Linked DNA regions of Homo sapiens: all the other regions are linked to region 3. Evidence: chromatin loops called from intact Hi-C (ENCODE). Cell type or tissue: PC-3. All regions are shown on one strand.

The links. A loop is a pair of places that touch in the nucleus more often than their neighbours do. Peaks named below come from ENCODE experiments on the same cell type or tissue, not always from the same donor. Only the 100,000 strongest peaks of a DNase experiment are listed, where the experiment ranks them.
Region 1: a loop joins it to region 3, with 9 times the contacts of the local background. A loop is called at or near these places in 6 of 110 quality-filtered maps.
Region 2: a loop joins it to region 3, with 9 times the contacts of the local background. A loop is called at or near these places in 2 of 110 quality-filtered maps.

Annotation. Positions count from the first base shown.
Region 1 is chr10:4,350,370-4,358,369 of GRCh38, forward strand. No RefSeq gene overlaps it. Among named protein-coding and RNA genes, the nearest start is that of LINC00703, 30 kb to the right of the region's middle. RefSeq lists a silencer at 1,288-1,582 and an enhancer at 2,653-3,852. In PC-3, no CTCF peak of the experiment used is centred here; DNase peaks (open chromatin) are centred at 3,732 and 4,242; H3K4me3 peaks cover 803 bases; H3K27ac peaks cover 2,961 bases.
Region 2 is chr10:4,537,358-4,545,357 of GRCh38, forward strand. No RefSeq gene overlaps it. Among named protein-coding and RNA genes, the nearest start is that of LINC00705, 110 kb to the right of the region's middle. In PC-3, a CTCF peak has its summit at 4,020; a DNase peak (open chromatin) is centred at 4,124; H3K27ac peaks cover 1,938 bases.
Region 3 is chr10:4,277,575-4,285,574 of GRCh38, forward strand. No RefSeq gene overlaps it. Among named protein-coding and RNA genes, the nearest start is that of LINC00702, 38 kb to the left of the region's middle. In PC-3, no CTCF peak of the experiment used is centred here; DNase peaks (open chromatin) are centred at 3,147 and 3,537; H3K4me3 peaks cover 625 bases; H3K27ac peaks cover 3,347 bases.

The DNA.
Region 1 (8,000 bases), 73 kb after region 3:
CAAATTGTGGTTGAAAGAATATTTAGGTACAAATTTAGGACTTGAAAATTGTTTTAGTTTTGTCATTAGCTAAGTTGCATGGTCTTCGAAGACGAATTTCGCTTTTCTAGACTTTGTTTTTATCTGCAAAGGAAGGTTTGAAACAGGTGAACTTCAATTATTCATTTAGTTGTAAATATTCATGATATGTGATTGCTCAAGACTGCAATCAACTGTGAGAGGTGGTAACTCCCAGGGCTTTAGCTAGGGTATATCACAGATACTTCCCTGATTTCTAGTGCCAGACACCAGGTAACTACTCACTCATTTTCCATTCACTCCGGAAAAATGGCAGAACCATATTTCTTAGGGTTTCTTGCAGTTAAATGGTAATGTGACATATATCTACCCTATAAAATGAGAACTGAAGTGGCACTCGCCATTTTCAGGCATAAAACTCTGTCATGTACAATTCCCAATGCTATCTTCTTCTTCACCACCTTCATGCACAGGAGCATGGCAGCCTTGGAAGTGTTGAAGCTGGTGGAACCATAGGATGTAAGGACCCAGGTCTCTGAGTCACTTCCTTAAAAAGAGCCATCCATTGACTAGGAACACCAATTTCTGCACATTCTTTGAACGATAAATAGACCTCCATCACCTTGGAATGAGAAACAGACCTCATTTTTTTTCCGAGCCATTGTATAGTTGAATGGATGCTTGTCATAGCAACTGACATTACCCTGGCTATTGGATTCTACTTCCAAAAAACTGCATGGATTAGGCTTGACTCAATTAAAATGACTTCAAGTCAGTCAGCCAGATAACAAGATATATGGAAATCTACATATTTCACTCACACAATGCTAAATAACTTGTTTGGCAATTTTATCCTTGTTGGAGTTAATGGTTGAACCTGAAAATGGTTGATTTTCTTATTAGTTCCTGGTTTGGTTTCTCTATCTTAATCTTGTGTTTTGAGGCTGTCATGTAACTACCACATAAATTATCTCTGAACATACGTTTTTGTATCAGTTTGTTTTATTAACATATCCCCTTAGTTCACTATTCAGAAAGCTGTCCCTTGGCCTGTGTCTTAGAGACAGCCTGAGATTTGATTTGCATCCTTGCATTTTAGTGCCTTTGCACAGTCAGAGAAGAAATAAAATCAATTCAAGCTTTGGAGGTACAGAACATGCTACCCCAAAATATGCCACTTTGGCATAAGGATTCTTTTGGGCTAAAGACAATTGAGAATATGCTAATACAAGAAAATCTTTCAAACCCTTCCCATATGCCTAAGGCAGGGCATCATTTGTAAAGGTGTCTCCCTTTCTCTCTACCCAGAAGGACAGGAGTTAATCACCGAAAAAACTCTAGCCCCTTATCATCCTGTAGGGTCCACAGAAGTTGACCTAACAAACCTCACTCACTAGCCCTTGCCTTGTAGCCTCATATGTTTACTATCTCCCAGTTTGCTGCTCTGGAAACTAAATGTCCGTTTTCTTTCTCTTGCCATCACTGTAATAATTAATTGTTCTTTTGTTAAGATGCTATAGAAGCCCAAGTTCAAACCACCCAGTAGAGTGACTCATCACTGGGTTTTCTTATGTGTATGTAGGATGTGAGTGTTAGTAAACTCCTGATTGTTTTTGTCTTGTTAATCTATGTTTTATCAGTCTAGTTTGCAGGGTCTCAATCAGTGAACTTAAGATTGGCGTAAGAAAAATACATTTTTTCCTCTGCTACAATGTCTTCGGGAGGAGGCACATTATTCTGCCTACCACATACAGCTACCCTATAAGGCTGAGTGGTTGTTTCTAATTCATGTAGTCATCAATTTATCCACACAATAAATATTCACTAAGCACATGCTCTCTTTCAGGCACTGTGCAGACTCTGGGCTTAGAGAGCTGAGCAAGACAGTGGAGTCCCTCTGGAGACCCAGAGACAAGAGGAAAGCAAAGACCAGCTATGAAAGCACATCCAAAGGCCTGAGCATTCCCAGGGATGATCTGCAGAGGACCTGGACATGGTTGATGCAAATCTTGGTGGACACTATAGGATGTGTTAGGTTCAGGCCCACAGGACAGGATCAGAGTTCACAGCACAAAGACCCTGTTCTCTGCCAGGGTCTGAGCACTTTCAGGGAACACTTCCCAGAGTTTTCCACTCACAGAGCCTGGTGAGTAGCTTTGCTAAACATCAAGAAATCATCCTGGGGATTGAATTAAAAGGTTGGCAAGCCGAGAAGTCTTGGGATCCTCTGGACTAGGATACCCCTTTCAAGAGGGGAGATAAGTTATCAGGCTTTCAGGCTCTTGATAAATGTCTTACAGATGGGTGATTATGAAATGGCTGTGTTGTCACTTTACAGACCTGCGTTCCTGCCGAATGCACACAGACTTGGATCCTCTGAAAGTCTGTTGAGGTTAGCACTACCTCCCGCGTAGATGCTCTTTAACACAGTGTGACTATTGCAGGTCTTGCAGGTCGGCTGCCTCTGGGGAGGGGTAAAATGTGCTTCGTGCCAATCACTAAGTGGTGTTCAGGAGGAAAAGAGCTGGAGGAAAAGCAGAGGAAAGGACAAGTTATGATGGAGAAGCATTTTTCTTGGCAACAGCCCTTCCTTCCTCAGTGTGGCTGGTGCCTCCTCACCTTCTCACCTCCTCACCTTTCACAAAAGATTCTCAGCTCCCTTCTTCCTCTTATCTTTTCTTTTTTTCCCGCCGGCTGTTTAGAGTGAGAAAAATATCTGGAAGAGACAATGCTTTGATAAGAAATGATTAAATTCCACTGTGATTGGGGGCATCACGACCACTGCCGAGTTCCATATCTCAGAACACAATAGCCCAGCAGGGACATCCGCGTGGACTGCGTTGCCTCTGCCCAGCCATGGAGCAAAGGTCTCTCATTTCTCCTCTCACTTCAGACCTGCTGCAGCGCTCACACTGTCCTCCTATAATAATGCCAGAGAGAAAGAAAAGCCCTTCGACTCATGTCCCTGGCTAGGGCTGAGATTTCTAGGAGGAGGTAGGGAGGATCGGGGAAAGATATGAATTCTCTTTAGATAAGTGGCTGATTGAAAAATGTAAAAGGATGCTTCTCGGGTCTGGTACTTATGATATCACCAGCATCCATCTGTGTTTGTTAAGCATCTCTCCAACCACTGGGATGTTTGCAGGTTTATGTCATACTCTTCCAGGAAAATATTTAATACATGGACAAATTAGGAGCCAGTGTTAGAAACAAAAATAGATAAACTGTTAAATAAGGGTTGTGGTTCTCTCAGAAGGTGCTAGTAGGAGACTCTGCTTTTAATGTCTACTTCTATAAACAGATCCTAGTTGCTTTGCTGCTATACAAAAAGCAAACCTTTTATAATCCTGTTTTCAGTTTTTTCAATATTAGTATTCACTATGAAGTCTCATTTACTTTATCATTTACAGAGTGACACTTAATCACAAAATCTAGTCAGAGATTTCAAAGAAAACACGGGGAAAAACCCATCAATATGCTGATATATTAATGGTTTACTAGCTAGTTACTATAAATAAAACTCCAACATACGCTACCAACTATCCCTTTCTCTCACCTCTTGTTCCTCCTTCTTCTTCTTGATTTTCATTTTTGTTCCTGAATAGGCAAGGTTACACACAATTTATTTAAAGGACATTTACTCTCAACCTAACGTCTTCACTACCACCAGCCTGTAAAACACTGGCACCTGGACAACATAATATTTTCATTGCTGAGTCATTTCCTCTGGTAAATTTTATCTAAAAGGATAGAAAACAGCATAAACACCATAACTGGTAAAGGTGTAATTTCCAGATTCTGTGGACAATGTGAATCTACTTTGTTTACATTTTCTAATCAAAACAACCTGTAACCTCCAACAAAAGCATTGTGTTTAACAGGAGTTCTCAAATTCTTTAGGAGAAAGTACAGTGCAAACAAAGGGAATCTGGATTCTTTTAAATACAAAGCTGTCCATCACAGGGAAAGGTGCTTGAACCTGGAAAGTATATTTCAAATATAACACGAGTGACTGATTTAGAACTGAAAATGCATTTTCTGTGATTAGAATGGATGTATTATTTGAAGTATAAGCCCAGCTCTTGTGGACGAAACATAGCAGCACAGAACACAACCTGCCTGGGGACTGAGTCAGCTTTGCCGGGAGCATAAAACATTTAATGGCCCATAAAACTGACCTCAGCTTTTCTTTCTTTCACCAGAAATACAGGTGGAAATGAGCAGCTCTATGTTATGACAAATCAGTCGACGAGTATCTATTCTCCACCTCCTTGGTGTCTGGCGCTGTGTGAGGCACAGGCAGCGTAAGGGTGAATAAGGTACAAAGAACCCTGCTGTCACTGAGCTGTTAGCTGAGAAGGTAGAGAGGACATGAAGCCAATCATTACAAGGCATCCCAAAAGATAAATGAACAAGTGGCATGGAGTTGTGGCCACGCTTGTGGAGTATGAGCTCAGGCTATTCCCCTTCAAATACTGATTCAAGACGACAGGAGATGATCTTGAGCAGGATGCAGAAGTTTCTGAGCCTGAATTTCCCTAATTGTAAAATGGGAGAATTTCTAGTAGCTCCCTGAAAGCACTGAATGAGAAGTAAATGTATTAATACTTGTAAATTGTGCCCACAGTATGCCAGGCAGCTGATAGAATTCATATGCCTTAGTAAAGGTGATTTTTACAATATTTGTTCCTGTTTTGTACGCTTTACATTTAAGTCCCTGTTATGAATTGTACACTATCCAAGCAAAATGCATTTTTAAATTCTCACCAACATGCATACTTTCTCTGTCTAATGAAGTAATTTGTAAGATAATAGCGCTGTCTTTGTGTCCTATTACATTCTTATTCCAACTCTTTCATGATACAGGATGGAAAACAAAATAAAATGAAATCGTTTATTACCTCCACTTTCCAAGCAAGAACTGAACGTCAGGAAGAGCCCATCTCTTGGGTTACAATCCAACCCTTTTCTCAAGATGTTTTTCAGGGAACCCAAATTAAAACAGCAACTTTTTTCTCTTTTTTGTTAATGATTCATATTACACATTTATTCAAGGAACAAGAAGCAAAAATTCAAGGAATACCAGGTGGCATTCTATTTAAGTGAGTCAGCAATTATAACTAATATTTATTGGGAGTTTACTCAACGTCATTCACAATTCTTAAGAACCTTAAATGATTCCTTCTCTGATAAGGGCTACAAAGAAGTCAGATTCTGTATGTGTGTTGTGGCTTCTGACTATCTCAGTTCAGCTCTCAGTACATTCATCTGGGGAAAGTTTCCCAACAACCATTGAGGAAGATTTCATTACTATCCTCATTTTAGTGACCAGGCCATTGAAATGAAGTGAGGTCAGCACTATACTCCCCGTAACTGAGAGAGACCTCAAATCTAGGTTTTCAATTCCTATACCCTACAAACGTTTGAAGTATCAACTCTATGAACGTGGATCATGAAGAATTAAGTCCATTTTATTAACTTGACTTATATTTCACAATCGAAAAAGTGGCCACAGTTATTTTGGTGACTTTCTGTGTATCTGTGTGTGAGATGCCAAGTTCACCAAACACTAGAACTGCCTTAAACACTAACAGGAAGGCCAAAATAATTTGCCTCTCTTACTCTAGTTCACAAATTTTACCAAGCTAACCACTTAGTAAAAACAAGTTTCTAGTCTTTATTTTGATGTAGCTCTTTGAGTATGGGTTGGCTACATATTTGAGGACATGCAATTTTCTTTTTCATTGAATTAGACTGTCAATTCCAGTAAACTTTGCTTTGGGGATAAGAGGAGAGGTTAAATTCCATGTAAAGGAAATTAGATGGAACTGAGGAAACCCTTTAACTTGGAAACAGAAGAAACACTGCTACTACAATGAAAAAATAAACCATAGCTGAAAATGTATGCATGAAGGGATTATGAGTAAATCATATACATCTGTGTTTAACCAGAAGGAAAAAAGGTCAGCCTTGTACCATGTGTTCAAACCAACCATTTGTGGAAATTTCATTATTTTAATTTATTTTCAGTATTGGCTAAATGTGACAATGCATTTTATTTTGGGCTGTGTCTGAAAACACAAATTGGTTCAACTATATTTGTCTCAAAAATTGGCCGATTCCCCTCTGCATATCATCTTTTGGGCTCAAAATTATTGGAGGGAAATATGCAGTACATTATTCTCTTTCTTCAGTGACTCAACACTCTTCCATCCAGCAATAACCCTCATGGACTCTACTCTCACTTCTCATTGCCTTTATCTTGTTGGCTCAAAATACATATTTACATGGACTCTATTCATTCTCTAATTCATTAGATGTTGGCATTGCTTTCACAGAATTTGTTATTTTGTGGAGTACTTGGGCTTGGTATCCACCCTTGTTCTTGGGTCAGTGGATCCTCGACCATCTCTTTCATGGGCCACCATAATTAGTGATTGAGAAGCAAGGATTTGGACATTTTTTAATGATAAGTGGTTGGTCACTGGAGTTAACAAAAGTTGGGAAAAAGTTGAACAATCTTTTAGGTACATCAAAGCATTTACTGAAAACCAGCAATTCACATTTTTATGATGAAAGAAGAAACATGATTTTAGAAGTTGATGCACATAAAGGTGGAAGCTCTTGGCGTCACGGGAACTTTACAACGTTGGATTTTGGATAGAAAGTAGACATCAAGCTCAAGTAGAAAAGTAGACTTTTAAAGAAGAGGAAAACAGGCTGGGCATGGTGGCTCATGCCTGTAATCCAAGAACTTTGGGAGGCTGAGGTGGATGGATCACTTGAGGTCAGGAGTTTGAGACCAGCTTGGCCAACATGGTGAAAGCCCGTCTCTACTAAAGATACAAAAATTAGCTGGGCATGGTGGCAGGCGCCTGTAGTCCCAGCTACTCAGGAAGCTGAAGCAGGAGAATCACTTGAACTTGGGAAGCAGAGGTTGCAGAGAGCAGAGACTGTGCCACTTCACTCCAGCCTGGGTGACAGAGTGAGACTTCATCTCAAAAAAAAAAAAAAAAAAAAAGAAGTAGGAAAACATAGCTAGCAAGGACTAAAGAGGCTCAGTAGGGTATAACAGAAAATTTCCTGGATCTCACCGCCTGCCCTGGGGCTGTTTTTCCACCCATTTATTTCTAGATACTAATATGGACAACAATTTAGTGACCCCCCAAACTTAGCTGACTTATTAGCCTTCTTTATCCTAAAAGTGCAAGATATGAGCAAGGTATCTAGTATTCTACAGTATCCTATAGCATTGTGGGATAACTATAGTTAACAATAATATATTATATAGCTTCAGATCACTAGAAGGAGGATGCTAAATATTCCCAACACAGAGAAATGATAAATGTTTGAGATGATAGGCTGATTACTCTGATCACTATACATTGTATGTACGGAAACCTCACTATGTACCCCGTAAATATAGACAGTTTTGTGGTAACTAGAAAAATAAAATAAAAAGAAGGAAGAGATAAACTAGCAAAGACAAGTGGAGGCAAAGCCACACCGAGCCTGTGGCCCTCTCCAGGCAGCACATCCTCCCATGAAGAGCAGGCACCTGCCCTGCCTGCTTCAGGGCTGTGCATGTTTCCCACACACCACTTTCTTCTTCCCAGCACCATATTCTCACTTAAGACTTAATCTGATATATAAGCTAAGCTTTCACCAGTTCTGAGACATGTTTCTTAGTGTGGTTTCATGCTCAAAAAATTTGAAGGAGAAATTGTAAGGGCCAACTTGGCCAAAGGCAAGAAATAACATCTCAAGGTGATGAAAGGAGATATTTACTTAGAAAGCTATCCATTTCTTAATAAGTAAGATTTCATCACTTTCCAAAATGCATGGGTCTCAGGATTTTAAAAAAATACACTCCACTTTTTTTTGTATTTTCAGGCATGGGAACTAGTGTATTATTTTATATATCACTATACTGTAATACAGTTGTGAAAATATAGCTTGTTGAATGAGGAAAACAGGTAATT
Region 2 (8,000 bases), 260 kb after region 3:
AGCCCTAGTCTCAGGACCACTGCATTAGGTAGAAGAAAAGAAAGTTGAGGTGATGTGGGAAATAATTGTATAATCATGCCAACATTTTTCCCACCCCCTCTTCCCAAGATCACCCACAGAGTTGGAGGGATCTATCTAGTAGGAACCTTCCCTTCCAAACACTTCATGTTGAGTGTGAACACACACACAAGAAGGCATGTAAGCTAGCCCTGCATCTCCTTCTGACAACTTCACTCGTGACACCAACTACAGAGTTAAGGAGTTTCCAAGAGGACTCTCACTTCTGACACCAATTGAAAAATGTGGGAGTCCCAAGACCATCTCACATCTCACAAAATTTGTAAATTTGGGGTCCTCAAGACCACCCTTGGAGTTGAATAATTTCCTAGAAAGATTCACAGAACTCCCTGAAAGCAGTTACATTCATGGTTATTATGTATTATAGCCAAGTGATCCAGATTAAAATAAGCCAAGGAGAGAAGTTCATGGGACATACTCCCAGAATATCACCGGTTCTTGTCATTGGGATTGCCTCAACGAAAGATTTTTAAACTTTACTAATACACTGGGCTCTCTTCCTCAGGTGAGAGAAAGTTTGAAGCTGGTACCTGAATTTCCTACTTAAAGCATCTATGAGAAAGAGTAAAGCCAGATGCTTTGTAATAAGTGTCATGAGAGTAGATGGAAATAGCCCAATACAGTATGCAGACAAACCAAAGGGCACGTGTTAAGACATTTAACACTTGTAGTTGTGACATTTCAGGATACAGAGAGTATTTATGGAAGATACCATGACATTCAGATGAGGAATTAAGAGCTGTATCCTTGAGTGAGAAGATACTGCTGTGAGGTCGTGAGTCAGTCTCAGCTAGACAGTCTCATAACATCCTTACTAGCTAATAAGGTGAAGCACAGATGTTACTGCCACAGCTGTTGATTTAATTTGTCTCAATGTCTTTAATCCATTTGATGATCGGTGAGTAAGGAGGGAATTCACTGACTCCCAGTGAAGTAACAATCATGCACGTATTCATTGGTAGTTTAAGGTTGGGGCTGGAGAAGGAGTCAGTGGGGAAAGAATAGATTGAAAACCCTTCCTAGCAATTATTGACTCAGAAAGTCATAGGGCCTGGAGGGACTCCTACCATGGCACCAGGAGGCCAAGACTCCACCTATAGACCTTCATCCAGGTGCCTCAACTTTCAAACCAGCATGACATAGCAATTTATCCAGTATAAGATTATGTCTGGGCCGAGCGCAGTGCCTCACGCCTGTAATCCCAGCACTTTGGGAGGCCGAGGCGGGTGGATCACGAGGTCAGGAGATCGAGACCATCCTGGCTAACACGGTGAAACTCCATCTCAATTAAAAATACAAAAAATTAGCTGGGGGCGGTGGCGGATGCCTGTAGTCCCAGGTACTCTGGAGGCTGAGGCAGGAGAATGGCGTGAACACAGGACGGGGAGCTTGCAGTGAGCAGAGATCATGCCACTGCACTCTGGCCTGGGCGAAAGAGTGAGACTCTGTCTCAAAAAAAAAAAAAAAATTATATCTGCAGGCACCTTGAAAAACTAGATGGATTTCCCTAACTGTGGAAGACCTCAGCATTGAAAGCAAAATATGAAATGGTTTTTAGCATAGGGCATTAATAAGTCTTTCCAGTTTCATTACTGAATCGAAACAATTTGGACTTGCCTGACACAGACAGACTCAATGTGTCCAGATAAGCAGAGGATAATGGTATCTCAGCACCTATCTACTCAATCATGTCTGACATTCACTTTTGCTTAAGCTCAGTTTTCCATGAAGTGCAATATCCTTTTACCTCATTTAATTTCAGCTCAGATCTTGTTTGTTGTTTTTTTTCTAATAATAAAGGCCATATAGGAGACAGACAAAGAAAAGAAAAGAGAAAGGATTTATTAGTCAGCTACAGTCATAATAATGTACAAAAAAATCCCCACAAAATTGGCTTATAACAATAAGCATATGTTTTTATATTGTGGGTCTTCAAGTAGAGCACTATTTGATCCAGCTCATGCCTGACTGGACAACTCTTGTCTGAGCTGCTGGTTCAAGGACTGGCTGCAAGCTATGGACCTGATTCAGATCTGCTCCACGTATGCTTGTGGTGCATTAGGACCGAAGGTGGTGTAGGACCGAAGGTGGTGTAGTATCCAATTAGGCATTTTCTTCCCATGGCACACCATCAGAGCACAAGAGCCAAGCCATACCATGCAAACGCATGTACATCCTCTGCTTATACCACATCTCCTAACGCTGCATTGGCCAAGGTAAGTTACATGGTTACACACAACAGTGGTTTGGAGAGGTATACTCTGCCCAGAGTGGAAGGTGCCAGGAATGAATATTAGCTGCACAATAACCGAAATTATCACCAAGGAAAAATGAGAGTGGAAAAACATTAAATACTCATCTTAAGTAGGTCCCGAAGCTGGCAATCAATAACAGAAAAGCAATGTCCTACCTCATTCCTTGGAAGAGATAGGAGCATGTTCATCGTTAGCTGCTAATAAAATTCTTTTGATAAAAGGAAGTACCTTTATGCCGTTTCAGGTATTATAAGATTTAAAAAGTGGAAAATCCAGTTATATTTGTTTTATCAATAGGCTTGGGGCCTCTGTGAGTTTCAAGTGGTGGTTTACATTGAGAAATGTATGATTTGATTTTATATTATCAGAAACTGATAGGATTCTATAATTTTAGAAGATGCCCAGCTACCAAAAAAAAAGTCTTATTTCATTTAGTGCGGTTGGGTTCATCTTTCCAAATTGTACAACACCTTCCGAGACTACCATAGGTCCTAACATAGATTTCTTCCCCATTCAAATTTCATTTATTCCTCATCCTCCTGTCAAATGTCATTGGCATTAGTATTTTTATATTTAAATTAGGTATTTATGAATAAGAAAGCACCATATACTCATAGTAAAGTGTTAGAAAATGTGGCATACATAAAGAAAAAATATTAGGTCATGTAATTAGTGATTTGCCACTTGTGTTTTGCTATGTTCATTTCTAGTTTTAGTTATATAGACACATACACAAACACACACACAAGCACACAATTTTTCAAAGCTTCTTGGCCCTCAGTTGGCTATTCAGCCAAAAAAATCATTTATTTCTTAAATTCTGGAATATTTTCAAGCATGTTTTTTCTTTCAATATGACTGCTTGCCCATTGTATCTATTTTCTCCTTCTGGATCTCCTAAAAGATATATATTGGGTCTTTTTGATTTTTTTCCCATGTTTCTCTAATTTCTTGTTCATTATTTCTGTTTGTTGTGCCAAAATGACTCTTTATGGCACTCATTGAAGTTTGTATTTTTGTGGTGTTACTTTAAGATTTCAAGCTGTTTTTTTTTTTTTTTTTTTGATGGAGTCTCGCTCTGTCACCAGGCTGGAACACAGTGGCACAGTCTCAGCTCACTGCAACCTCTGCCTCCCAAGTTCAAACAATTCTCCTACCTCAGCCTCCTGAGTAGCTGTGACTACAGGTGTGTGCCACCATGCCCAGCTAATTTTTGTATTTTTAGTAAATACGGGGTTTCACCATGTTGGCCAGGATGGTCTCTATCTCTTGACTTTGTGATCCACCCGCCTCAGCCTCCAAAAGTGCTGGGATTATAGGTGTGAGCCACCGTGCCAGCTCCCAGCTGGTATTTTTGTATATAGCTGTTGTTGTATTCATGGTTACTATTCTTTCCTTTACATCTTCGGATACTATGACTATTCTTGACTTAAAATCATTTTCACATTTTTCCATTGTTTCCATTCAGATATATATTCTGTACTGTTTTGGACTGTGTACTTTATTATATTAAACTCGCTAAGATATTTTATAATTTTTATTTTATGACACATATAACAGCAAAGTGTTCCCCTCCCAATGTGCTCAATTTTATTTAGGGTGATTTTAGAAGGGCCAAACTTTGCCCTCTGCAGTGCTGGTCTCTAGTCAAATTGTACCACAGAGGCTCCTCCTAGCTCTTACTCTGGGCAGTTACAGCAATATCAGATGTTCCCTGGGATCTGGAATTTCCTGGTACATTCATAGTTCCCAGTGAGTCACACCTCTCTGTATCCTTGCCCTTCTGCATTCCCTTCCAAAACTGACACAGCCCTGGCATTTGCTTTGGCAACAGGATATTAGCAAATGTGACACAAGCAGGCATTTGAAATGTGCTTGTGGATTGGGGCATGTTTTCCCTCTTGCTGCTCTTGAGCCTGACCATCATGACATGAAGCCAGCCCCAGCCTGCTGGAGACATGTAGCCCAGCAGACCAACAGCACCTTTATTAGACACAAAAATGTGGACCCCGGGTCATTCAGGCCCAGCTGGGCATCTGTAGCCAGCTGAGAGGCAACGGTGAGACCAGAGAGATCTCTACCTGAGCCTACTTCCAGCTGTCAGACACTAGGGTGTTGCTTTAAGCCACGAAGTTTGGAGTGGCTTTTAATTTGGTAACAGATAAGTGAAACACAGCTCTAACTTTGATGCCTTTATCACTCTCAGAAGCTGCCCATGGCCCTGTTAGTTCAGCCCTATTCAATGTTGATGTTCCTCTCCTGGATTCTGCTCCATGTAAGTCTTCCATTTTGAGATCTGCAGCCATCACAACAACAGGCATGCACGTGTGCTGTGTGTGTGCCTATGTATATAGGTGTGAGCATGCAGGTGTGAGCATGCAGGTGTGTGTATGCAGGTGTGAGCATGCAGGTGTGGATATTTGCTGTGGAGAAGAGCAGTTGCAGGTAGAGTTCACCTGACATCTTGACCCAGAAATAATTTCACATGTCTAAAACGAAAAAACATTATGCTCCACACAAAGTTTTTAACCCTGGTTTTTATTGTCACTTAGCATAGGTAATACAATTTGCCCCAAAGAATTGAATAGTATTAACATGGAAAGTATAATTTTCAACTTCTAGCTAATTACTTGATATGGATTAACATCTCCTTTTATTTATTATTTCTCTGTTATTGAAAGTCAAGTTTGTCTCCAAGCTTTCCTTATTAAGAACTGCCATCTGTGGGACATCTCTTTACATACACAGAGGTGCATTTGGGAAGCATTTTTTACCTTATTGACGTTAAATACTTGTTCACAGGGGTTTTCTCATGTTCCCTCCCCACCTCTGTACTCTAATGCCCTAATATTACCATAATGCCCAAAGTCACTTAGCCTTGAAAATCCCCAACTACAACTGATTTCAACACTTGATGCTTAGCATTGACTTATTTAGTCATCTTATTAATCGTCATCACTAATTTGTATACAATAAATCTTACCTGTCATATTAGAGTACAAACTTAGTGAGGGCATTGATAACGTCGTTTATACTTTCCATATTCCTTATAGTCCTTGAAGCAGCTGTATACTAACTACCAACTGTTTAACAAATATGTCATGTATCCTCTGCTTTGCACACCACTCTGGGGGGAAGAGTATTTCTCTGACTTTCATCCACTTGTCCTGCAGGTCTCCCTCACATTTTCCTACAAAGTGTTATTTGAATCCTTCAGAGATATTTTATGTTACAGATATGTTATGAGATTACAATGTAAACTACAAGCAACTTCCTCATAAGCCTTGCAATTATAGTCTTACATATTTCCTCATTTTATTCTTCTCAATTTAATGTTTAAAGCCATGCATTAACCCATGGCTTCCAAAGCATGCTCTTTGGGGGAAAATAAAATCTCGGTTTATTTATAGTTACTTACAAACTTTTCTACCATGAGTTAACTACATTTTTTTGGATTATAATAAATTTTACATAAAATATTTCAGAGAATTTAAATAAAAACATACACACTAAGCTTTGAGTAATGTATATATAATATATAAATCATAAAGAATAATATCTATAATACCATTTGTTAAGTACTTTGCCTATTAATAACATGGTAAAATTCCTATATCGTTCCTCATTATTTCAGATAAATTTGCTTTTTCTTCCTTCTTTCCCAGTCCTCCCAACTTGATCAATATTTGTAATGAAATTTAGGAATAATATCATTTATTACCAATTGGAATAATAAGCATATTTTAAAATAACATTTTCATATGCCTCATAGAAAGCATTCAGTGAAAAGTTAAATTAAACAGACATTTTGTCTTTCTTTCTTTCTAGGGAAACAGATCCCCTGAGTACTAATCCATGCAAGAAAACAAATGGAAGTAAATGTGGAAATCAAAGGGATAACTCAAGTTAAATCACCCATCCACATTTTCACTAACTATACAAACTGATGAGGTTATGCATTTAGCTAATATGCATGTAGCTAGCTACTTCTGATCAAGTTAATTTACCTGACAATCTCTTTTGTTATATTATTAAATCATGCTCACTTGCTGTGGCATAGTCTCTCCTAGTTACCACTACTTTTTTTTTATATCCCATGTATAAATATTACATTTTAATAAAAAACGCATGTCAAGAAACAAGCTCAATTCAGAGGCAACTGGGATTATCAGGAGATACAGTCATAAGTATGTTCCTGGTAACAAATCTAGTAAGGATTTTCAATCAAATCTGGCTTCTTCTACCACAGACACCTTTATTTACACAATATCTTAATTTATTACTTCAATTTACTTGCTGGTCTGTTTTATTTGTAGGCTTAGTCTAATTTTAACACTGTCAAGAATAATTCACAGAGTATCAGGTGAGTCTGCTTAGAAGAGGGAACCTACGTTAATCTTTTCTGACATTAATAGAATTGGACCTTATTAATTCTGACATGATTTATTTCATATCGTGTAAATACTAAATGCAAGCATCATGTTCTCATTGAAACAAGTGTTTTACATGCTTCATATACTGCAATTTGCAACATGAATTGAAAATGAGCCTTGAAAACCATTTGAAATGACTTAATTCTTGTCAAACTTAGAAAGATTATTACTGCCAAATGGGAAACACGAAATGCTGACAAACAGTGCTCCAGGACGTCACTGGGAAGAAAGAGAGCAAAGGCATGCACAGCCTGCGGGGCTTGCCAATATCACTCAGGCAGATATTCTTCTTACGTTAACAAAAATTATTCCCAATAGAGATACACCTGCTTAATGCATATTTATTTTTTTATTTTATGTACGGAGAACTGAAGTTCCAATACAATCATGTTTGAGTTTTGTTGTTGCTTTGTTTTGTTTTTGTTTTTTCATCAGGGAAGATATTCTCGAGTATAATTGTCAGGGACGATGCAACTTGGGTGTGCCTGGAGCGGGTAAGAAAAATGATGCAGGGACATGGATGAACCTGGAAACCATCATTCTCAGCAAACTAAAACAGGAACAGAAACACCAAACACCGCATGTTGTCACTCATAAGTGGGAGTTGAACAATGAGAACACATGGACACAAGGAGGGGAACGTCACACACCAGGGTCTGTCGGGGGGGCGTGGGGGGTGAAAGGAGGGACAGCATTAGGACAAATACCTAATGGATGCAGGGTTTAAAACCTAGATAATGGGTTGGTGGGTGCTCCAAATCTCCGTGGCACATGTATACCTATGTAACAAAACTGCACATTCTGCACATGTATCCCAGAACTTAAAGTACAATTTTTTTAAAAAGAGAATTAATTTAAAAAAAAAAAGAGAAGAAAATGAACCCACCTAATGCCTCTACTTCTGTTTACCTGAGTTGCAGTGTGTGTGTCCTATCATTTGTTAACTCATGAAAAAGTTAAGCTACGTTTTAGATTGTTTGCCTAGGTTTCTCATAATTTAGGTGAGCTTTTTAAAGAAATAGCCGAAAAGATTGGGGGAAAATTATTATTGCTCTTACTGTTAAACGGCAAAGCCAGATTTTAACTTCTCTTTTTACTAAGTTGGGCTGATGTCATCGGTCGGTTAGCCAGATGATTTAGGACAAACAGTTGGTTGACAGTCCGTTGGATAATTTTTAAAGCATGAGAATGCTAGGATTGCATTTTTAGGGGCCATGGTGTATCTACATCTAAG
Region 3 (8,000 bases):
GGTTTCATGAATAGATTTAAGGAGTCTCAAAACTGCTTTGAGATTGTGTCAAAAATGCATAAAAGAAAATATGCATATATTTAGTGGCATTTAACTTGCCTAAAATTAATAGCCACTAGCATAGAGACTTCATATTTAAATATGCTGTGTTAGAAAGGGATTTAAATGCACAAACGAATCTCCTGTCTAAAGGTATATTACCAATTATCTAGACTGTCTCTTTCTTTCTTGAATATTGTTTCTTTCTTTCTTGAATATTCCATTTGTTAACAAATGAGGACCCTTCATAAATATGACTTGATTTAGATAAATATGTAGATAGACGTTTAGAAAGAAAATTAACTACATTAACTACATGTTCTTCTTCAGTTGTTGTAAGAAATAGGCTTATTAAAAAAGAGATTACTGAAAATAAACATATCTTTATATTCTATGAGCATGTGTTTAATAGATTCTTTTCTTCATTACTAAGAACAACTAAGAGATTATAAAAGGAATCAAAAGCCCCAGAAAGACTGGAAAAGAGAAATGCAAGACAGTTAACTTGTAACAAACTGCCTTTTAATGAGGCAATTCTGCAAATACTTTAATAATAATAATAATGGCAATAATAGTTATTTGGATTTTCAGTCTGTTGTTTCTTTCTATCAAGGGTATAAAGCATTTCGACATAATGAGATAATATTCATGACAAGGGAGTAGTCATAGCCGTAAATGTCCACAGCACTTAAACACTGATGAGGAGCTTTGACATCTCATGACTGGCAAAACCCTTTCTTCTAAGTGCTTCTCAAGGCAGCCGCGCTATCAGGCACAGCTGGGAAATGGGGGTGGCAAGGATCCTGAGAAAAGCAGTGGGATTTTTCACTGGGGATAAGCCATTGTGGTAGCTGGCTATGAGGCTGGGGAGCTCTTACTATAATCCACTCTTTAATGCACAAAATCTAAAAGTTTACTGACCAGCTGTTCAATGAGACAGGGTGGGTGTTCTGAAATACTCAGTGTTTCATGGCTCTGTGTATCTCTTGCCATACTCAGAGGTTCTCAGATGAGTTTCAGAGGCCTTCCTCTCATCTGTTTGTGGCTCCATTGAGCAACTCACTGGTCTCTCCAGTACATCTATCCTCCAAATTCTATCTCTAGTGATATTTCTAAAACACAAATTGGATCTTTCATGAGTTAACAATCATCAGTGGCTTTCATTTGCTTTCAGGGTGAAGCTCAATGCCCTACACGATTCTGCTCCTACCCAGCTTTCTAGATAGTGGTGTTGAGGGCCCGGTTCTGGGGCCAGGAGGATTTGGGTTCAGCTGTACTAACAGTGCTGGAACCTTGAGGATCTTTACATCTTTATGCCTCAATGTTGTCACTTAAAAAAATGAGATAAAATAAATCCTACTTTGTTGATTTGCTCTGAGAATTAAAAGAGAAATCAGAGGCTTAAGGGTCTGGGCTATTAACTTAAAATGTGTGATTTAGATTGGCCTCCAGAAGAGTTTCAGGGAAACCTGCTATAACTGGTGCTAAGACAATCTGTCTTCATAGAGTGTTGAGCTGATGGATGGGGCTGGAGGCACTCATCTCCTGGACGTAGACCTGAAACATCGAGGCTTAGATTCCGGCCCCAGTCATGGCAGAAAGGAGGCCAGGATTCCCTCAGAAGATGCACTCTGGGGATTAGGGTAGGATATTGAGGTTCTGTTACGACCCACTGCTGGAATAGCAGTTCCTGAGTATTTAAGAGGAAAAGCTGGTTTTTCCCCATCATTCATCCTGAGTGCCCAGGACCATGGCGCCAGGACACCTGCTGTCCTGAGGATAAAGCAGAACCACACTCCGTGAACCTCCCCTAATAAGCACCGTTCTGGAAGGTCGTGTGGGAGTGAAGGGAAAAACTTCCCCTTAACCCTCTGAGCGTTCACTGAAAAATCACAGACAACAGGGTGCATTCACAGGAGAAAAGGCACACAAACTTATTTGATCACAGTTGTATGTGATACGAGAGCTTTAAGAATGAAGTCCCCAAGATACAGGGGGGATAGACTATTTTTATGTTTAGGTTCAACAAACTACGAATGTGAGAGAAAGCTAACATAGCCAACTTCATGTTGCTTCTAACTTCACAAGCTAACTGCCAGTGCTCATTCCTTTATGCAGGCCAAGCTAAGTATGGGAGGAATTTAGTTTACAGTTAAACTTTCAGGCAAGGATAATAGTAGTCCCTTGCCAAAATTAACTCGAGGACATAAACAGGGTGTACACACAAGTGGCAATGTTTGGTTGACAATGTATAGGAGCACTGTGACCTGGCCAAGGACAAAGAGGTTTTGCAACCTCCTCAAACTCCTGCTGATGTCCAGATGTCTGTGTCAGCAGTCACCTCCTGACCTAAATCCACTTCTTGTTCCCCTTCCCCAGTAGAAAAACAAGCTTGAGATTCAGGCCTTTTAAGATGGTTCTTCTTTAGGACATTAGTGTGCAATCTTCTCAGTTTGCTGACTTTCCAAAATCATGTCAGTTTCCTTGCCTCAACTCCTTGTTTCTTTAACATATTGCCTGTTCATGTGCTGAGTAGTACGAGCTTTGGACTCAGTGTCACGGACAGCCATGTAGAAATATAATTGAAAAAAGGGGCCTGATCTAATGCTGATGGATGCAGTAGAGAAACCCAGTGAGCCCTGTCTATCTAGGTCATTCACGGACTCTCTGAGCATGCATTTCTTTCTCCTGGGTGTGGGGCAGGAGTCTCTCTGGAAATGGGGTTCTCATGACCTATAATCAAACAGGGTAGGTCAGACAATTTCTTTATGGTCAGGTTTTACACAGAAATGCAGGGAGTAGGGGGTGGGAGTTAGAATAATATTTTAAGGTTTTATGGCTGGCTTTGGGGAAAAGGGATTCTAGTTTCCATGACTCACCTTGAGGAAAGGGATTCTAGTGTCTGTGGCCAGCCTCTGGGGAGAATGGGGCTGAGAGACAGGGGGGCCGGAGGTCAGAGGAAAAATGTTTGCTTCTGAGGCCTTCATTTTGGGGTATTATTTTCTAAGTCCCAACAGTCTGGTGTGTATTCTGTCAATATTCACCCTCCTTTGCTTGTGACGCTGGCATGCAATAGTACTAAGTAAATAGTCCCATATTTTAAAACAATAACACATTTGATTGCATGACTCATCCTAAATTGGATTGCAGATTCCAGCTCTATTTCCTGACCTGAAACTCTGGCCTTTGCATGTGCTCCTTCTGACGGGACACCCTGTCTTCACCCATTAACCCATCTCACTCCAGTGGCCCTCCAGGACCCAGGAGGATGAGGAACAACTCCCTCCCAACACCTGCGCCCCCACCCAGACTGACCACGAAGCCCCAACACTTGGCTCTGCTGTGGTGCTCACCCCCGTCTATGCCCATGGATATTGTAGGGGAGGAAAAGACTCATTTTCTCTCCACCCTCCTCGCTTGGGCCCTGTAAATGAGACTGACAGAAGAGAGATTAACAAGATTAGCAAGGGTAAAGCAAACAAGTTTATTGGCCAGTGCATCCTGCATGCATGCAGGTTAACTCAGGAATGAGGAACTCTGAGGGGTGGTTAGAACTTGGGCTTCTGGAGCATCTTAGACACAGACCAATAGGCTTTTCAGAAAAAGTGACAAGACAAAGGAAAAGGGCTTTGAGATTCAGGGGAGGGAAATTGCATATATGTAAATATTTAAGCAAGTCGATGGAAGACAAGGGCTAGTGAGTAAGGTTTGTTGGGTAGATTCCTGTGGCTCCTCCCAGCTGATAAAGGTCTAGAATAATCTCAGGTAACTGACTCCTTAACCTCCTGGTTTGGAGGACGGGAGTCACCTTTACAAACGCAAGTCCTGCCTTAGCAAATATCAGGAAGGCAGAGGGCTTTTCTAGTGTCTGTTTCTTCTTAAGCATCTTCAGCTCAAAATAACCCTTCTGTCAAAGCAGCACATTTGGGCGGTGAGTCCTGCTGGCTGCCACTCTCCTTGGCTCTTCCCCCCATCTCACTGTGCACTCCTCCTGCTCAGGAGGGTTCCGCCTCTCAGGGGCTCCACTCATCACTGGGGAATTCAAGGACAGGAGCACTTCCTACCACAATTGGTCCTTCTTTTGTCTTTAACTTCACTTCCGCTCCTGGGCTTTTCCTATCCTTCAGTTTGCCTCCTCTGTTTTCTTTGAAATTGTTCTCTTTCTTCTCTTCCCTTTAGCTGTAGTTTTCCCTTAGGATTCCTTCCCTGCCTGTCTTCTCTTCTATTTCTACCAAGTGATTGCTTCCCCTCCCGTGTTTTTAACTCTACCGGGAATCTACCTCTTTCTTGAGCTTTGGAGCAGTGAATCCTACCAGAGATAGTCCTAGCATCCAAGCAGAGCTCACTGTCATTCCAAAGTCCCACAGAGCGCTCCTCCTCCTTTAAGAGGAAGCCCAGGACCCCCAAGTCCACATTCCATTGTTGGTTTGCATTCCTCCCCCTGCCTCTTTCCATCCTTCCCAATAATATTCACATTTCCCTTAATTCTGACTCCGTGTTTTCATCAACTGCCTTTCTGTTCTCCGGCCTTACTATGTCTGTTCGGCTTCTCCTCATAGGTGATCCGACTCACCTCGACACTCACAGGTTGGCTCTTCCTGTCTAAAATGTTACCCTGTTTTGATTTATTGCTCTGTTAGGTTTATTATTTCTGCAAGCAGTGTGTTCTTTTTTAAATGTACATTTTATGTTTTTATTCCCTTACTTAACACCCTGCCCTGCCTCCCACAGTCCTGATGGTGAAACCTCCCTATGTCAGGGCGTCAGGCGTTGGGCTGACCCTGACCCTTCTGCCATCTCCCTTAAGCTCTACCCTTGGTCTAGACCAAATGAACGTCATAGCATCTCCCCCACTTTCCTGGCCCTAAGTTGCAAATTTATCCTGTAGGAATGCATGTCCTCCTTCCTTAGGGAACACTCTTCCTTCAGAAATATTATTTCCAGTTTTAACTGGATCTTCAGGATGCGGCAGGTGTTAACTTTTGCAGAGGCAGAACCCGTGACCACATCTGGCTCAGGGATCTGGGGACCCAATGTGCCTGCAAGCAGAGACAACAGGCCAGCAGCCTGAGGAGAAACAGGCAACAGTGGCTCTTTATGGCTGCACCTTGTTTTAGGGGTCTTTTTCTATCATGGGTAAGTGCACAGGCCAGCGAGCAGTGGGCACGATCAACAAGATTTTCAAGATGCAAGTGTATGAGGCAATGGATGCCCCATTTACCCTGATGTGAATGTTCCACCTTGCATGCCTGTATCAAAACTCTGGTGTGGCTATTCTACATTGCATGCCTATATCAAAACACCTTGTTTATCCCATAAATGTATACACCTTCTATGTACCCACAAAAATTAAAAATTAAAAAAAATAAAAGATCCATCATCTCAAACAAACACACAACAACAAAAAAGGCAACTGCAGCTCCTTGAGGGCCAAAGGCGGGGCCCTTCTGCTCGAGGGACCCAATTTCCCTTGATAAAGCGCACACACTTTGTAATAATAGAAGACAGCATTCACCATGTATCACAATGATGCTGTCCAGTGGCTTTCAGTTTTCTATGGCAAATCTACAATTTTTTTTATTAGTGTCTAGAGAAGCAAGTAAATATTAACTACTATTTTAACATTATTGGATGCACTAGACCTCATGGAAGCACCAAAGATTTCACGTTAGATGTAGACTTTAGTATAAAGAATAAGACTTCTTTAAAGTACTATCCAAGGGAGTTTAATTACTAAACTCCCTTTTAATTACTAAACCCTTTGAAAAAGAAAAAGACCATCACCAGAGGTTCCAATGAGAGTCCAAGTGGTGTTAGAGTGCAGTTCCACTGGGACATTTCTGAGCAGTTTGAAGAGAAGATAAAACTTCAGTGCTACATTTTATGACCCTGTTGCCTTTCACTAAAATGAAGGCATTACTATATTACAGGTATACTTAGGCCTTGAACTACATACAAAGGATTTTTACTGTATTTTAATTTAAACATTGCTAAAACTACAAACAACATTATAAACAGAGAAGTCTATAAGGTTGTACAAAAACAGAATGCGGGTGTAAAATACCCTTTGTTTAAAACCTCAGATTGGTCAAAATCTCTTTTTGATGTTTTCATATTCTCAGATTTGGGGTATGGAAGACTCCATGTCCTACACTAGCTGTGTACAACTTGGAAATATTAATTACAGTTCAGACTTTTTTCTTTTACTTTAATGGAAGCCTTATGTATGTGAGATTTTCCAAAAATGTGAGACTCTCCCTGTCTTCCCTTCCCCTTCCTCTCATCCCTTTTGGAATCCATGCAAAAACACTTCTAAGTACAGAATGTCCTTTTCTTTAGCACAGTCAATTTTTCCTAATGACCATTTATATAAACCTTGGTAATGTTGAGAACAGAGAATTCCTGCAGTATTATAAATAGCTTGTGAGAACTCTGCCCTCGACCCGATTGCACCGAGGGAGTAAGTGTTTCTAATTACTGCATGCAGCTGGTGACCTACAACCAGCACACCCTAGCTTGGCCATTCAGGTTCCACGCAGCTGGTCAGCAGCCACAGCCTGTGTCACACACAGATCCTAGCCCCAGTGACACACCATTGATGGGGGAAGCCCAGATTTTCCAGTAGGAAAAGTGGTGTTCACCAAATAAATGAATTAACCAGGGTAAAAATGTCCACAAGAAAAGCCCCATTCATCACCACGTTAGGATACAGAAATGAGAAAGTATCCCTGTAAAGTTGTCTTTCTAAAACCACATTTGCACAAAGCACTAGTGTATTTTCATTGGGCTGTGAATTCCTTAATTCTTTAGTATTGGGCAACGATGCAGAAATGTCCCCCAGGGTAACAAAATATGTTACCAATTCTCAAATTACAAGCTCAAAATAAACGTACATTTTCTAAAAATCTTGATAGTTCTTTCTGTTTCACTGCTTTCTCTTTCTCATCAGAATTGAGTCCACCACAGATACAACACTGTCAGGCCTTAGCATTCCCATTCCATTCTCCACAGCATCTTATCACCACACCTACCAGTTAGTGATACGTATTCGCTTTGTAAGCAAACACGGGCATCTGAAAAACTCCTACTGCCTTGATGTGAGCGACTGAATATCAATGATCTTGCCACTAACATAATAACAAGCAGGTTATTCTAGGCCTAACGATTCTGCCAGTTAGTCCTTTGCCATGATGAACTGGTGGTGTAGTTCCATTGTACATAGTCAGGGAGCTATTCACATTTTCAGGTTTAAACATATATTAATATAAACTTAGTTCTAGGTTGAATCATTACCATTAACTTATTGTGACACATGTACTTTGCTTTTTTGTTGTTCTTGTTTGTTTGTTTTTGTTTTGTTTTGTTTTGAGACAGAGTTTCGCTCTGTCGCCCAGGCTGGAGCGCAGTGGTACAATCTTGGCTCACTGCAACCTCCGTCTCTCAGGTTCAAATGATTTTCCTGCCTCAGCCTCCCGAATAGGTGGGACTACAGGCACGCACCACCATGTCCAGCTAATGTTTGTACTTTTAGTAGAGGCGGGGATTCACCGTGTTGGTCAGGCTGCTCTTGAACTCCTGACCTCAAATAATCCACCCATCTCGGCCTCCCAAAGTGCTGGGATTACAGGAGAGAACCACTGTGCTGGGTGACATATGTGCTTTGAATGTCTGTTAATAAACATCCTGGACTCTCACATGCTGTCTTTGTGACTACAAAGGAGAGAAGAGCTTTGAGATGCTAACCACACATTATGTGGTTTTTGTGATGAGCACAGCGTTGTGGCAGCAGAATTGTGTTCAGTGTTGGGCAGAACCGTGCCGACCATCAGCCCCAGCTCAGTCAGTGCTGCCACCTGTGATTTGCACACACTATAAGGCAGTGACAATTTTCTCAAATCAGTAAAATAATTTCATCCTTAAATTTAATCCAGAAGAGCACAGGTCTCTCAGCACATTTGAAG